Linked DNA regions of Homo sapiens: all the other regions are linked to region 1. The links are chromatin loops, found by intact Hi-C in ENCODE. Cell type or tissue: Caco-2. All regions are shown on one strand.

What was found. Peaks named below come from ENCODE experiments on the same cell type or tissue, not always from the same donor. Only the 100,000 strongest peaks of a DNase experiment are listed, where the experiment ranks them.
Region 2: it touches region 1 in a loop (4-fold over the local background); 2 of 110 quality-filtered maps call a loop at or near these places.
Region 3: a loop joins it to region 1, with 29 times the contacts of the local background. A loop is called at or near these places in 95 of 110 quality-filtered maps.

The regions. Positions count from the first base shown.
Region 1 is chr1:167,531,859-167,536,858 of GRCh38, reverse strand. It overlaps LOC107985224 (a long non-coding RNA gene), which reads left to right and starts at 1,064. Exons shown (of 2, transcript XR_001738279.2): 1 at 1,064-3,596. It also overlaps the pseudogene AKR1D1P1. In Caco-2, a CTCF peak has its summit at 2,884 (motif pointing right); DNase peaks (open chromatin) are centred at 2,888 and 4,123.
Region 2 is chr1:167,341,019-167,346,018 of GRCh38, reverse strand. All of the region lies in intron 2 of POU2F1 (POU class 2 homeobox 1), which reads right to left. Among named protein-coding and RNA genes, the nearest start is that of POU2F1, 120 kb to the right of the region's middle. In Caco-2, a CTCF peak has its summit at 3,014 (motif pointing right); no DNase peak of the experiment used is centred here.
Region 3 is chr1:167,064,165-167,069,164 of GRCh38, reverse strand. It overlaps GPA33 (glycoprotein A33), which reads left to right. Exons shown (of 7, transcript NM_005814.3): 3 at 27-243. It overlaps GPA33-AS1 (GPA33 antisense RNA 1), which reads right to left. Exons shown (of 6, transcript XR_922249.3): 6 at 4,249-4,385. Among named protein-coding and RNA genes, the nearest start is that of GPA33-AS1, 14 kb to the right of the region's middle. RefSeq lists silencers at 1-143, 4,219-4,513. In Caco-2, a CTCF peak has its summit at 2,350 (motif pointing left); a DNase peak (open chromatin) is centred at 2,314; H3K4me3 peaks cover 169 bases.

The sequences.
Region 1 (5,000 bases):
TAACAAACGTTTTGCTTACAGACTTTGTACTTTAGTGAATATAGTGGAAGATGGAGGTTGGACCTCCAACTTGCTGTGTGACTTAGAATGAAGTGATTTGTTTCAGTGAAGGCACATTTAATCCCAAGCACTTGGCAAATCTCAAGGAGACTTTGCTTGGCACCCCAGACATCAGCCTCCATTAAGGAATGGCATTCCACATTACAGGCTTGGATGGAGACATCTGTCTTGTGGGCACGCTGAGCAACTCTGCCACAAACGTTCCATGAGGAAGCAAGGGATTTCGAAGTGAGTTAATTATCATGTCTTTGATTTTTCAGATTTGGCGGACTATGTCTCATTGTTCTGTTCCCAAAGCCTGATGTATAGACGCTGCTCAAATACGCTTTTGAGCATGGAATGAGGGCAGAGCAGCTTAACCAAGACACAGTCTCCTCTCTCTCTTTACGGCTGCTCTGAGAAGGGGAATTCAGCACATTATATGCATGCCCAGAGTCGGTCAACACAAACTCTCCTATTTGGTTGCCAAGAGTCATCTGTGACCCTGGGATTTATCTTTGTCTTAGTTTGCCCAGGCTGCCAGAACAAAATACCATAGACTGGGTGGCTTAAACTGCAGGTATTTATTTCCCGCAGTTCTAGAGGCTGGACATCTGCGATCAGGGTGTCAGCAAGAGTGGGTTCTGGGGAGGGCTTTCTTCCTGGCTTGCAGACGGCCGCCTTCTTGCTGTTTCCTCACATGGCAGAGAGAGATCTCTTTCTGTCTTCCTCTTTTTTTTTTTTTTTTTTTTTTTTTGAGACGGAGTCTCGCTCTGTCGCCCAGACTGGAGTGCAGTGGTGCTATCTCGGCTCACTGCAAGCTCCGTCTCCCGGGTTCACGCCATTCTCCTGCTTCAGCCTCCCAAGTAGCTGGGACTACAGGCGCCCGCCACCACGCCTGGCTAATTTTTTGTATTTTTAGTAGAGATGAGGTTTCACTGTGTTTGCCAGGATGGTCTCGATCTCCTGACCTCTTGATCCACCTGCCTCGGCCTCCCAAGGTGCTGAGATTACAGGCGTGAGCCACCACGCCTGGCCTCTCTCTTCCTCTTCTTCTAAGACCACAGTCCTGTCAGATCAGGGCCCCAACCTTCCAACCTCACCTAACCTTAACTACCTCCTAAAGACTCTACCTCCCGATACAATCATAGGGTGGGTTATGGCTTCAACATATGAATTTGGGGGAAAACAATTCAGCTTATAGTAATTGTGTTTGGAAGAGAATAAATGATAAGGCTGCTTTGTTCATCCCAAACCTTTCCTCCTTTGATAACTCCCAGGCCCACCCACGCAAGAAGATTTATCCTCAATGGTTTCTAGTCCATTCCTGCTCTGGACTGTGGTTTTACGACACGCTTTTGCAGGTTGTATCCTGCACAAAGGCCCCAGCTGACAGGGAAGCAGGGGCTGAAACCCAGCCTGAGCTCATGCCTTTGTCCTGGTGTGAGCAGCATCACCCCAAAGGGCATCTTTCCTAAAAATGACACTTTATGGGTTGGTGGCACCTGGCTTTCGGGCCATTTCTTACTTTAGAAGTTTTTGCTTCCTATGCATGGAATCCCAGAGAGGGCAAAAAGAGTGTGAACAGAGCCCAAGGGAGCCCTGGGCTGTGGGGGGCCCCACCGGTGGATGGATGGGGGGAGCAGCCAAGCAGGAGCAGTATAGCGGAGGTTAGGAGCGGTTCGGCTGCGAGAGCACTGGGTTCTGAGCTAGTTGTGCACTTGCTGCACGTGGCCCTGGGCAAATCATTCTACTTCTCAGAGCCTTAGACCCCATCTGTAAAGCAAGGGCAATACTTCACAGGTGGGAGTACAGATTAGCAAAAATGTCCACAAATCACTTAGCACAGTGCCTGACACAGCAGTGATCCTTGTTAGGGCCAGTAGAAGAGGCATCCTCAAGCTCTGGGGGTCCTCATTGCATCCTCTCTGGGAGACTGGAATGTATCCTTGAAGAACAGCAGAGTAAGTGTCAAAATCAAGCACAGTGGCTCTGCAGTGGGGCTGCATAGGAACACATCCTCGTTCCATCACTATTTCATCATGGACAAGGTGCCTCCCCTGTGTGGGCTGCAGGGTTTTCATCAGTAAAATGGAGAATAAAAATAGGACCTGCCTCCCTGGTTTGTAGGAAAAAGTTCGAGCTAATACGTAAAAAGTACACAGAACACTATCCAATATATCAAACATTCCATAAATACTGGTTGCATTTTTTTTCTTTAGCTTCAAATATCGGTTGGTAACTACAGGTTGTTTTCACAAAAATAAAAGTTATAATCGTCAAATTACTTAATTTTATAAAATATGTTCAATCGTGGCGTTTCAGCTAACTCTTGCAACAAGCCCTAGAGATAGGCAGGACACTCTTTATTTTTATTTCGTGGAGGAGGTTGGATTCGCAAATGGTTACCTTGGGCAAGTTTACACGTGTCAGACCCATCCCTTCAACCTAGCTCTGTCTCCAAGAATCCGGTGACCCCTCAACTGCTGGTGGCACATGGGTCCTTTGAAGAGATGTCTTCTCACTTGTTTTAGAGGTGCATCGTATAGAATTGGCAAGTGCCATGTGCTGGAAAACACCAGGTTTTCATGAGGAGCACACTCACATCTTTGAGGGCAGGCAGTATGAACTCTGAAGTCAAGCGGCAGCGTTCAAATTCCTGCTCAACCACTTAGCCAGGTGGCCTTAGGCAAGTGCTCCTCAAGAGGTTCCCCTCTGTGAATCAGGGACGCTGCCTAGGATAGATGTTGGTTATTGGTATTACTTAGTATCCATCCAGGTGTGGAATGTCCTGAGGCTGGGAAGGCTGGAGACCGCAGTTCGACAAAACAGCCGCTAGAGGTCCCCATGGAGCCGCATTGAACATCCAAGAATTCTGTTTAATCCTCCTGTCTTGGGCCAGACCAGCTGGCCCTGCTGGAACTGAGGGCCCCTCTTTGTCCTGATAAGCACTCTTCCTTCCCTTAAAGCTGGTGACCCTTCTAAGGGGCTGTCAAGGGCTAATGCTGAGACTCACAGGTTCCTGACCTTCAGTCCCCAGAAGTGGGCCCTCAGGTTTAATCCTGAGGCGAGGGGTTGCAGGCCTGTTCCAGTGGATTCCCAGGGGCCAGGATGGGCTCTGTGAGGACTCCAGGTCAGGCTGTCTCCACCCTGGGCAAACTCAGGCAACCTTTTCGTCTTTCACTTTTAGAAAAGACAAAAATGTAATCTGCATGAAGTCAGGGTGTCTTGGCAGACCCTGCAGGCCAGGAGCCAGACCCTCATAGGGAAGGAACCCTGGACATGGGCCATCACTGCATGCCTGGGATGTGGCCCAGAGGCAGCACACAGCACAACCCTGTGGGGAGGTAACAGCTAGTGGAGCTGAAAGAGAAAGGGGCACTGGAGAAGCAGGAATCATTATACGAAAATTTAATTTCCAGCTGGAAGACATCTTGTGGAGACCATCTAGTTCAGCTTCTTCATTGTATAGCTGAGGACACCCAGGCCCAGAGAGGGGAAGTGATTTGGTCAAAGTCACACAGCAAGTAAAGGACAAAGCTGAGAGCAGATCCCAGGTTTGTGCATTCCCATAGCAGCTGCTTTCCACACACCCCACTGAGGGAAGACCATTTGGTCAAGTCAGAGCACGGGGGGTGGGGGGTTTTAAAAAGCAGAGCTGAGGAACTTAGGAATACACACTGCTTAGCACATGGTTATTAGCTGGTCCTTCAGATGCCCCAGGGTCTCAGCGTTCGAAGCTTGCTCATTCCACAGGATAATTTTGTGTTTGCTCAGGTGCCCAGAAAATGCCTTTTTAAGATTTCTGAGAATAAACCCATCACCTCCAACAGTCCCAGGAATTGCAACTGTCTATTCATAACGAATGAGAGGCAGGTGCATTAAATTCTGACCTAGTGCTCAAGAACTTTGGAGGGATAAAAAGAGGAAGCACACAGGTCCCTATTCTGGGAATGTGGGGCCTCCCTCACCTCCCCATAGGAGGGCTTGTCCACACCACCTCCTCTTTCCTCCTCTTCATCTCCCACCCTTTCCACCAAGACAGTGACCCCATTCCCCATGCTGGGTTCCAATCATTCCTGGAAGGATTTTTCCCAGAGCAGTTGCCAGCAAACATTTTACAGTCCTCTCCTCCTCTCTGTGATGTAACATTTCCCAACACCTTCTATATACTAGGCACATAACCTACATCATCTTACTCATTCCTCCAACAAGACAGTACAGTAGGCATTGTTAGCCAATGTGGGACAAAAGATTTCAGATATTTATTAACTTGTTCAAAACATACAGCCAGCTAGTAGATGGAATTTGGAATTTGAACCTAGGTCTAACCTGTTCTAAAGCTCATGTTCTTCCACTACTGTGAACCAGCACCCAGAAAACTTGAGTTTTAGTTTTGATTCTACCAGCTTTGTGACCTTAGAAAAATAACTTAATTTTAAGTTTCCTAAACTACAAAATGGAAACTGGCTGGGCATGGTGGCTAACTCTTGTAATCCCAGCACTTTGGGAAGCTGGGGCAGCCGGAGTTTGAGACCAGCCTGGCCAACATGGTGAAACCCCATCTCTACTAAAAATACAAAAAATTAGCCGGTTGTGGTGTGGGGGGCCTGTAATTCCGGCTACTTAGGAGGCTGAGGCAGGAGAATCGCTTGGACCTGGGAGGCGGAGGTTGCAGTGAGCCGAGATCGCGGCATTGCACTCCAGCCTGGGCAACAAGAGCAAAACTCCATCTCAAAAATTTTTTTTTTTTAATTTAAATAAATAAATAAATAAAATGGAAACGGTACACCAATATTGACAACCTTACTGAGTCATCAAGATTAAAAAGACAATATGGCTGGGCATGGTGGCTCATATCTGTAATCTCAGCACTTTGGAAGGCCGAGGTGGGAGGATCCGTGAAGGCCAGGAGTTCAAGACCAGCCTGGGCAACACAGGGAGACCCCTATCTCTACTAA
Region 2 (5,000 bases), 190 kb after region 1:
AAGTTTTTTTTTTTTTTTTTGTAGACATGCGGGTCTCACTATGTTGCCCAGGCTAGTCTTCAACTCCTGGGCTCCAGGAATCCTCATGCCTTGATGTCCCAAAGTGTTGGGATTACAGGTGTGAGCCACTTATTCCAGGCTCTTAACTTTATTCTTAATTGTAGAAAAATAAGTGTCTTATGACTTACCAGCTGTTGAGACTTTTCAAATAACTTAAATATTGAACATAAATGAAATATATTTGAAGACCAAGAAAACCAGAAAGACAGACCTTATTTTAATATCCTAAAATCTTATTAATATTTTTGTTGGTGGAGAAAATTACCAAACATTGACCTTGCTCCATCTCTGTTCTGCCTCTCAACCTAGTCAGAGGCTCCCTTGCTCATCTTTCCCTGTAGGATGTGAGCCAGTTAAACGGTAGCAGCTTCCTGCCTTCCTCAGAAACACAATGAATGCTCTTTACCTTCTGAGTTTATCTGATGTCAGCCTTCCTAACTTGGATTATGACACTTTGCTACAAATCCTGCTGATAGTGTTTATTTTAATCCTAGACTTGTTTATTGCATTCTATTCCCAGTTTTGTTTTCCCTGTATCACAAGGAAATCCCTAATTGACTGTTCCTAATCCTCTCTAGACTGCTTTCTTACATTCCCTTCTACCTGAAAACTTACTATCTGAATCTGTCTTTATCTCCTTTACTCTCCCATTTCTCACCTAAAAAACAACAAAAAAAGGAATCTTCTACTTTAGGCTACTTCAGCCACCACGTGCTCTGAAACCCAACACCTCCCCTCTCCTCAAAAATGGATCCCTGACTCATCTGTTCTTTCTTATTTATTTATTTTACTTTAAGTTCCGGGATACATAGAACATGCAGGCTTGTTACATAAGTACACGTGTACCACGGTGGTTTGCTGCACCTATTGACCCGTCCTCTAAGTTCCCTCCCCTCACCCTCACCCCTGGTATGTGATGTTCCCCTCCCTGTGTCCATGTGTTCCCACTGTTCAACTCCCACTTATGAGTGAGAAAATGTGGTGTTTCGTTTTCTGTTTCTGTGTTAGTTTGCTGAGGATGACGGCTTCCAACTTCATCAATGTCCCTGCAAAGGACACGATCTCATTCCTTTTTATGGCTGCATCATCTGTTCTTTCTTTGCCACTCCCCTCCTACACTGGCTCTTTTCCCTTAGCATCTAAACATATTCAAATTGCTTCACTAGGAGGCCCTTCTAACGTCCCCTCCCATTCTTTCCTTCTCTATCATCCTCCCCTTCCTCCTAATAGATAGCTAACACTGATAGTGAATGGACTGTGCCACATACCTACTTGCTTTCCGTGTATACAACAAGACTATGAGATGGATTATTATTTATCTCCATCTTACAGCTAAGAAAAACTCTAACATGAAAAAAGTAACTTGCCTAAGGTAACACAACTAGCAAGTGAAAGGAGCAAGATATGAATCCATGGGGTTTGATTTCAGGGTCTGAGCTCTTAACCACTATGATACATATATATAGCCCCATATAGAGCTTCCATGAAAAGAGTTGCTTACATTTATCATTCCCTTTACACAACCATTCACTTTCTTAACCACAGCAATTTCTTTCCAAACCACTTAACTAAAATCTTTAAAAGGCCCACAGTAACTAATTGTCAAATTCAAGGGTCACATTTTAAGGCTCCTATGGCAGGACTTGACCACACTAAATGCTAACTCCATGAGCTCACTGGTCTGATTCACATCTGATCTCCATGGTTGTTATTTCTTAGTCTACTTAAGCACTGTCCAATAGAACTTTCTGTGATAATGGAAATGTTCTATTATATGTACTGGCCAATATGGTAGTCACTAACTACACGTGGCTACTGAACACTAGAAATGTGGTTAGTATGATTGAGGAATTGAATTTTTAATTTAATTTAATTTAATTTAAATTTAAAGAGCCACATGCAGTCAGTGTCCATCCTATTCGACAACAAAGGCATGGGCTCCTCTTCCTCTACCAGCCCTTTCAACACCTTAGAAGAGCTCCGTCCTTGGTCCTCTTGGCTGATTCCACTCTCCTCCCCGTAGCATTTCCCTGTTAAAGACTCTTACACCTCTCCTCAGGAACCTATCTCTATCTTCAATTGCCCACATCTTCACCTGCAAGCACCACAAGGCACCCCAAGTACAACATTTTCAGTGCTGAAATGTTTCATCATCTCATTGTCAAGTCTACTCCCCAACAGTACAGTTCCTACTCAGAGAATGCTACCACATCTCTCCCAGCCCCGAGGCAAATACAAGTATTCATTTTAAATTACTCCCTTTCCTTCCTTCAAAAAAAAAAAAAAAAAAAAAAAAAAAAAAAAAAAAAAAAAAAAAAAAAAAAAATTGACCCCTGGCTTCTATTGCCATTGCTCTATGCCAGGATGTTATATAATGGATCTAATTGAAAGAATAATGTAGTCTAGTTTTTGGCTTCAAGCAAGATGTAAAGTATAACATGGCTGGAAAATTCTTTTATACCAAAAATTCTTTAATATCTGTTAGGAAAAAAAATGAAAAAAGTAACATGAAATAAAACTAAGCTGCTCTCTAAGGGAGAAAATTATAGACAATCTCTAATAATCTGTACTGAAAACAGCATTTTAGAAACAAACCCTCTCTTTAATGTTCTCAATTTCTATTAGTAATGAACAAAAATGGATACTACCTTTAAAATTCTAAATTTGTTACTGGGTTACCTCATGGCAAAAAGATCAATTGCTTATTCAGTCATTTAACAAAAGTATAATCTTAATTCAGATGTCACTTCCTATTCGCACAGCTTCAGTAATTATAGCGCCCTTCTCCCCCTTGACCCCCACCCCTGACCTAAAGTTTTAAAATCCCCATGTGCACCAGTGGGCAGAGCCAGGGCAAGTTTCTCAATACGTACTGATCAGAATCTTGTAGAAGCCATATCCTGTAACTGACATCTATTAAATCAAACACTAGAGGGAGGTCTATCTTTCCTACAGGTGTTTGGTATTTGCTTCTAAACCACCAAGATCCTTCACTGAGCTCCTGAGGCTCTCTGGAAATGCTTCAGCCACTTTCAATGACCCACTAATTAAAAATTAGCTATAAAGGTACTCCAAACAAAATTAGTATTTCTACTCTCAGGCTTATAAGAGCAGCTTGGCCAGGGCAGAATGTAGTCTACACAATAAAATATGTAATAAATTTTAAAATAATAATAAAAGCAGTAAGAATATTAAAAATGGCCTCTGGATAAACGTAAGTTCAAAAGGAAAATAATCCTTAAGTGTCTGAAATTTGCAAATGCTCCATTCTGGTTTAACAAGAACTATATTGAGGTCTATTTTGAGGCTTTTCTGGAAAACACTGGTATTTTATCTGGAAATTATTTCCAAAACTAGTGCTGGTTCAAGGCATCAAGTTGTTAAATTACTATGAAGAATAGCAAGTCTATTCACTGGTACCCTGGTCTTTCAGGATTCTTTCTCTTCATCTTGGAGAAAATGATATCTGATCATGCTCTTTTATGAATATAAATGAGCATATAATGTCCTAATACCAGCCATAGCACTAGTAAATCCCAAAGAATTAATAACATCACTGGTTACTAGGAACTTTGGATGACAGTATTTTTGGAATACAAGCCCATAAATATTATTCCAAAAATACTATTGTATTTATGTATATTAGGTTACATTAACAAATTTCTTTTGACTTTTCATTTGCCTGAAATATAGTGATACTATCCTGGGGAAAAATCATTTTGATATGAACAGGAGACAGGGAAATACTGGGTAGAAGAGGGTGGTTCCCCAGCAAAGGCCCCACCCTCAAGCCTGGAAACCCATGGTCCTAAATGGGAACAGGTATTTCTGTTTTTGCGCCCAAAAGTTGCCTTTTGGCCTGCCATACCCCACTATCGTGGCTCCATATAACCCCCAGACCCCAGGCTCCAGAAGACATGAACAGTAGAGCAGAAGAACAGCAGAATGGTGTGGCAGAGAGAAGAGAAGGAATGTCTGAATGTTGAGAGGAATTCGACTGGGGGTGGTCAAAGAGGAAATCAGCTGCTGGATGGCCAAACTCTAGGGGAAGATCATCTTCCCATTCCATTCCCTTTCCAGCTCCCCATCCATCCCGCTAAGAGCCACCTCCACCGCTCAACAAAACCCCTGAATTCATCCTTCAAGTCCATGTGTGACCTGATTCTTCCTGGACGCCGCACAAGGACTTGGGTACCAAGAGGATCACTGAGCTAACACTTAAGCTGTCTGTAGATGGCAAGGCTAAAAGAGTGCACTGAAACATGTGCCCACTTGGGCTTTGGGAGTTGCAGACACCCACCCCTAGACACTATCATGTGGCCAGAGCCCAGAAAGTGCTTACCATAACTCCTGCACCTGCCAGTCTGTGTGCTTCCCTTCCTCTAAGAGGTTTGAGTGTGGGCAGCCAAACATATGAGCCACTCCCTGTCGCATGTCCTGCAAGGGGGGTCAGGGAACTCTCCCCTTTCAATTCAAATGAAAAAAGCAAGTGAAAAAGGACAGGATAGGGAAGCCTTGGATCTATCTATCATAATTCAGATGAAAAAAAGACAGTTAATTGACTGTAAATTCATTACAACAGATGAGTCAGCTGCTTTAAAACAACTTTTCACATTACAAAACAAGTATCAGAAAATCTGATTAAATATATTAACATTTATATTAAAATATATTTAAATATCCTTTTTACCTGCATTATAAAAATAATTATAATAAGCCAATGGTAAGTTTTCAAAGATAATAATAAGCAAAAGGTAATGGTAATGGCTGCAATGAAGTCTGAAGAATTGGAATACTGTCTAATTCTGTGAATGACTAAAAGATAAAAGATCTAGAAATCAGATGACATAATGGAAATCTTTTGAAGGAATTAGAGACATTTAGGACAGATTTCTTCCCCCATCTCAGCTTTGACTGTTTCTTCATGCTGAACATAAATT
Region 3 (5,000 bases), 470 kb after region 1:
CCTGGTGCCATTTCTTCTCTCTCCAGGAAAGGGTGGTCATCTGGCCGTTTTCAAACAAAAACTACATCCATGGTGAGCTTTATAAGAATCGCGTCAGCATATCCAACAATGCTGAGCAGTCCGATGCCTCCATCACCATTGATCAGCTGACCATGGCTGACAACGGCACCTACGAGTGTTCTGTCTCGCTGATGTCAGACCTGGAGGGCAACACCAAGTCACGTGTCCGCCTGTTGGTCCTCGGTGAGTGTCTTCATGTCTTTCAGGAGTTGTAGGAAGAGGGTGGGCAGGTGGCAGCACAGGGAGAAGAGCCCAGGTGTTGAGACGAAGCCAGAGGCAGCAACAAGGAGCTAAGACTCCTCACCTCGTCCAGGCTGTCTTCAGCAGAGGGACCGCTCCTCCCTTTGGAACTAAACACTATTCTGAGTTCTCCGCCAATGGCCAACAGTCTCGAGGACAGAGAAGGCCGACTTGGAGTGGTCCCTTGCTCTGTCGGTGTCCTTTCCTCCATACCAGCTCCTCTTTTTCATACCACACTTATTACAAAGATAAAGGAAAATCTTAAATCCTATTGCAAAGACTCATTGTGCCTTAATTGGGTGCTCAGGGGGCCACATCATGATTCTCTTATATCTTTCCCTGCCGTAACTTTGGCTACCCAGCAGAAATTCTTCATGCCACCATCTGCTCACCCCCATCCCTCAACAGATACTCCATCAGTCAGGTTCTGCTCCCTTTGAAATGTGTCCCAAGATAACATTCTTTTCATAGGAATGACTTATTATTGGAATTTATAGTTTGGGAAGGATCTGAAAGATCATCTACTTTAATATCCTCATTTTGTAGATGAAGCCCAGAGAAAGGAAGGAACTGACTCAAAGTCAAATCGTTATTGGAAAATAACTGTTATTTAATGAGCACTTAGTCTATGTCCAATATAAGAAATGGCACCACTGCTGGGAGGTAGCAATGCTTTAAACCAAAACAAAGATCTTTTTTCCCTCTTCCTTTTACATAATTGATTGCATTTTATTTTTAATTAATATGTTTAATTTAAATTAAATTTATTTTAAAATTTAATTTAATTAATAATTAAGATATTTTTATTGCATAAGGTGGTTGCCTGACGTTTTGAAAGCATTATAGTGGGTCCAACTATACAACTATGCAAACTCGCATTGTATAAAGAATAACTAAGGTCTCCTTCCACCCTACCCCCTAGAGAGGTAGCCAATGGCAACACAGGTAGGTATTCCATATTTTCCTCATGTCCTTTCAACACACACACACTCTTGCATACTTTTCTCTTTTCCTTTCTTTCCTTTAAAAAAAATGGAATCATGTTATAAAGATCACTCTGCGTTTTTTCTTTCTAACCTTGTTTCATGCGCATTTCTCCAGATCGGCACATGCAGATCTACCGATTAACAGCATACATTCCATCACACGGAGGTACCATGATTTATTCAAGTGTTCCATACTGATGAATATTCAGGCTGTTAACATTTTTTTGTATGAACAATACTACAATAGACATCCCATACACACACGTACATATGTATGTTAGGGGTCCCTTAAATAGGTCTCATTTCCTTTGGGCAATGGAAGTATTAATGCACACTCCCCCGAAATCCTCCACATAAGCATTATATAAATGCTGATCCCTCTTCCTCCCAACCAGGGCCAGCCAGAAGGATACAAATTTAATCTGAGATTATGGAACTCGGTGAAACCAATGTTTTACTTTTTTAAAAAAGAAGAAGGGTCGGGTGCGGTAGCTCAAGCCTGTAATCCCAGCACTTTAGGAGGCCGAGGCGGAGACCAGCCTGAGCAACATAGCCAGACCTCCTCTCTACAAAATAAATAAATAAATAAATAAATAAATAAATTGAGGTGGAGGATCTCTTGAGTTGGGGAGGTCGAGGCTGCAATGAGCCGTGATCGAGCCGCTGCTCTCCCACCTGGGTGACAGAGACCGGCCTCAAAACAAACAAGCGAGCAAGCGAGCAAGCAAGCAAACAAACAAAAAACACAGAGAAAAGAAAGAGCCCATTTTTTTAATGCACTCGAAGAAACAAGTTTAAATTATATACATATAAACATATATAAACATAAATAAAAACATATATAAACATTCACACACACGTTTTCTTTCCTAATGGCTTTGCAGCTAGGCTATTTTAAGGCAGCCAGCCCACTGGGGCTGGATGACCTCAGTAAACCGAGGCGAGCATGAAGCTCCCAGCCCGGCGGCCCCTCAGCCCGCGCCTCGGGGCAGCACGCGTGGTCTCAGTCTCGGTTTCGGCTGGGAAAACTGGGGCTCCGGGACCGGGGACCCGGTGCTCCGGCCTCTGGCGCCCCCTGACGTCTGTAGCGGGAGTCGCAGGCTTCGGAGAGGCCTTGGCACCCGACTGGTTCCGTTTCCCCTCCCTCCCTATCACTGCTCCTCCAGTGAATATTCAGGTAACATCTGCATTCTGCTGGGGAGGTAAGACTGATAATATACCGAGTCCCCCGGAGGTCTCACGGGCCCCACATGTGTGGAAGGACGATTTGATCTGTTAAAGATCTGTTTGATCGGAGGTCCTACCTGTTTTTGACGGTGGAAGGCTGAGGGGAGAGACCTTAGTGAGGGATCTGGACAGGGTGAGAGCAGGGGTTCCTGGGTGAGGCCAGAGGGTTTAGGGGCTGGGAACTGACACATTCCGCCCTAAGGCTGATCTCTTTGGGAGTGGCTGGTCACTTCTTTGCCATTGTCTGTACCTCTGCCTCTGGAGAGAATTAAGGATTTGCTTTCAGCAGTTTTCCCTTAGAAAATGGTGGTTTCAGCAAAGCTATAACAGTTTTTGGATGCATTCGGATGCCTTTGAGTGCTCTGTAGATGCCAGTAGGCCTCAGTTACTTTTCTTCCCTTTTTGTCTTTTATCCCAAAGAAACCTGGTTGTAGAAAGGCTCTACTGTCAGTCATGCACACTTGGTGTGACTTTGGGGACACCTGGGACTCCTCAGGTGGGATTGGTGTTTTGCCCGCTCTCCAATTGTGGAATAAAGCCTTTGCTTCCGATTCAAGGCATTCCTGGGAAAAGGCTGAATGGTTTGGATGCGTGGAGAGGGATGCTCCCGTACCTCTGAAAAGCTCAAGAGATAAAGCTTGGCTCAGCAAGCCCATCCTAGGGGTCCTCTGGGAAGTGGTGTTCACCTTCTCTTGTTCCCCGGGGACCTGCTTGTTGGCTGCTGGTAAGAGTGGTCCTTAAGCCGCAGACTCCCCCTCCCCACACTGCTCCAGTCCCAGGGTCTGGTGCAGGATAGATGAGGCCCGGCCTTGAACTTTGGACCTCTTATGTTTAGGAACCATCCAAGGGAAAGTGACAATCAGGGAGGGCCTCTAATTTCCCTCATGCTCGCCCCACACCTGGCCAGCCCTCACTATGGCAGCAGGAGATGTTGGGCACACCCAACAATAGCCTGGCTCTTTCCAAGAGGAAATACTGTGGCTGCTGGGCTAGAGGGGAGTGGTGTGTGTGGAAGGGTTTCTCTCAGCAGCTGCCGGGTGGGGCCGAGATCAGAATGCACTCCTGATGCTCAGCGACCGTGCACCTGGATTATAGAATGGGCAGCACTGTTTATTGAGCGAGCAAGCCATCCAAGGGGATGTGAAAAGAAAGACGCAGAGGAGACAGGCTTGCCACCTAGGGATTCCAGGAGCAACCCTCTCCACTGTGTGTCCTCCCCTTCTCACCTCCAAGGACACGACCTGAAGTCTCAAGCATGCTTCATGCTGCTTCTTGCCTCTGAGCCTTTGCACATGCTGTTCACTCTGCCTGGAGTACCATCACCTCTTTCTCCGACCACCACTCCCACCTCCACCACTGGCCTTGTTTACTGTCATGCTTCCTTCACGTCACAGCTGATCTTGGGTTTGGGGCTGTTTTAGGCCTTATCTGCCCCAGCAGCCTTGCCTCCTGTCTGGTCATTGTTCAGCTACTTGTCTTTTGCCCCCACTAGATTCCTTGACCCACCCACTGTGTCCTCCAAGTGCCCAGCATTGTCAGACACACAGTAGGCACCCAGTGAGGTTTGTAGAATGAACCCAGCTCCACAATGGTATCTTGACAATGCTGAGTGAAAGGCACAGGCTTAAGCTTCCCAGAAATCCAGGGAATCGGGTTGGGGTTGTGAGATGAGGGTGGCTGCCGTTCTGGGTAACCTCCAGTCTATGGGCTTCCCTCTCCTTACCTCTGCGCCCTCTGCCTGCTCGAGTCCCCTCAGTCCTCATCCTTCACCCTGCACATAACTTTACTGCTGCCTGTGGGTCCGCCCATCATCCCGTGCTTATGGCAACTGCTTCCGCCCATCATCCCGTGCTTATGGCAACTGCACGTTATCTGCAAAGCACAGGAGGAGGATGGTGCTGAACCCAGAAAGAACATTACTAAGAAGTTAAGAGTGGAAGGCTTCAGAGATCACTTAGTTCAGGGGTAGGCAAACTAGGACCAAATCCAGCCCACAGACTGTTTTTACATTTCTAACATACTATTTAAAGAGAAAAAGTAGCAGCAACAAAGACAATATGTAGTCTGCGAAGCCTAAATATTGCCACCTGGCCCTTTACAGAACAGGTTTGTAGTCCACTAATTTTACAGAATGGAACACTGAGGTCGAGGGGAAGTGAGGATTTTCCCAAAATGGCACAAATGAATTAGTGGCAGAAGGAGCTCATATGGGCTGGTGGAGAGTGCACAGGATCTGGAGTTATAAGAGCTGAGATCTAGTCCCAGCTCTGCCAGTACCTATGAGCAAGTGTCCTCTCTGGGCCTCAATGTCCCCATCTTTCTTTCTTTCTTTCTTTCTTTTTCTTTTTTTCTTTTCTTTCTTTTTTTGAGACAGAGTTTTGCTCTTGTTGCCCAAGCTGGAGTGCTATGGCACGATCTCAGCTCACTGCAACCTCCGCCTCCCAGATTCAAGCAATTCTCCTGCTTCAGCCTCCTGAGTAACTGGGA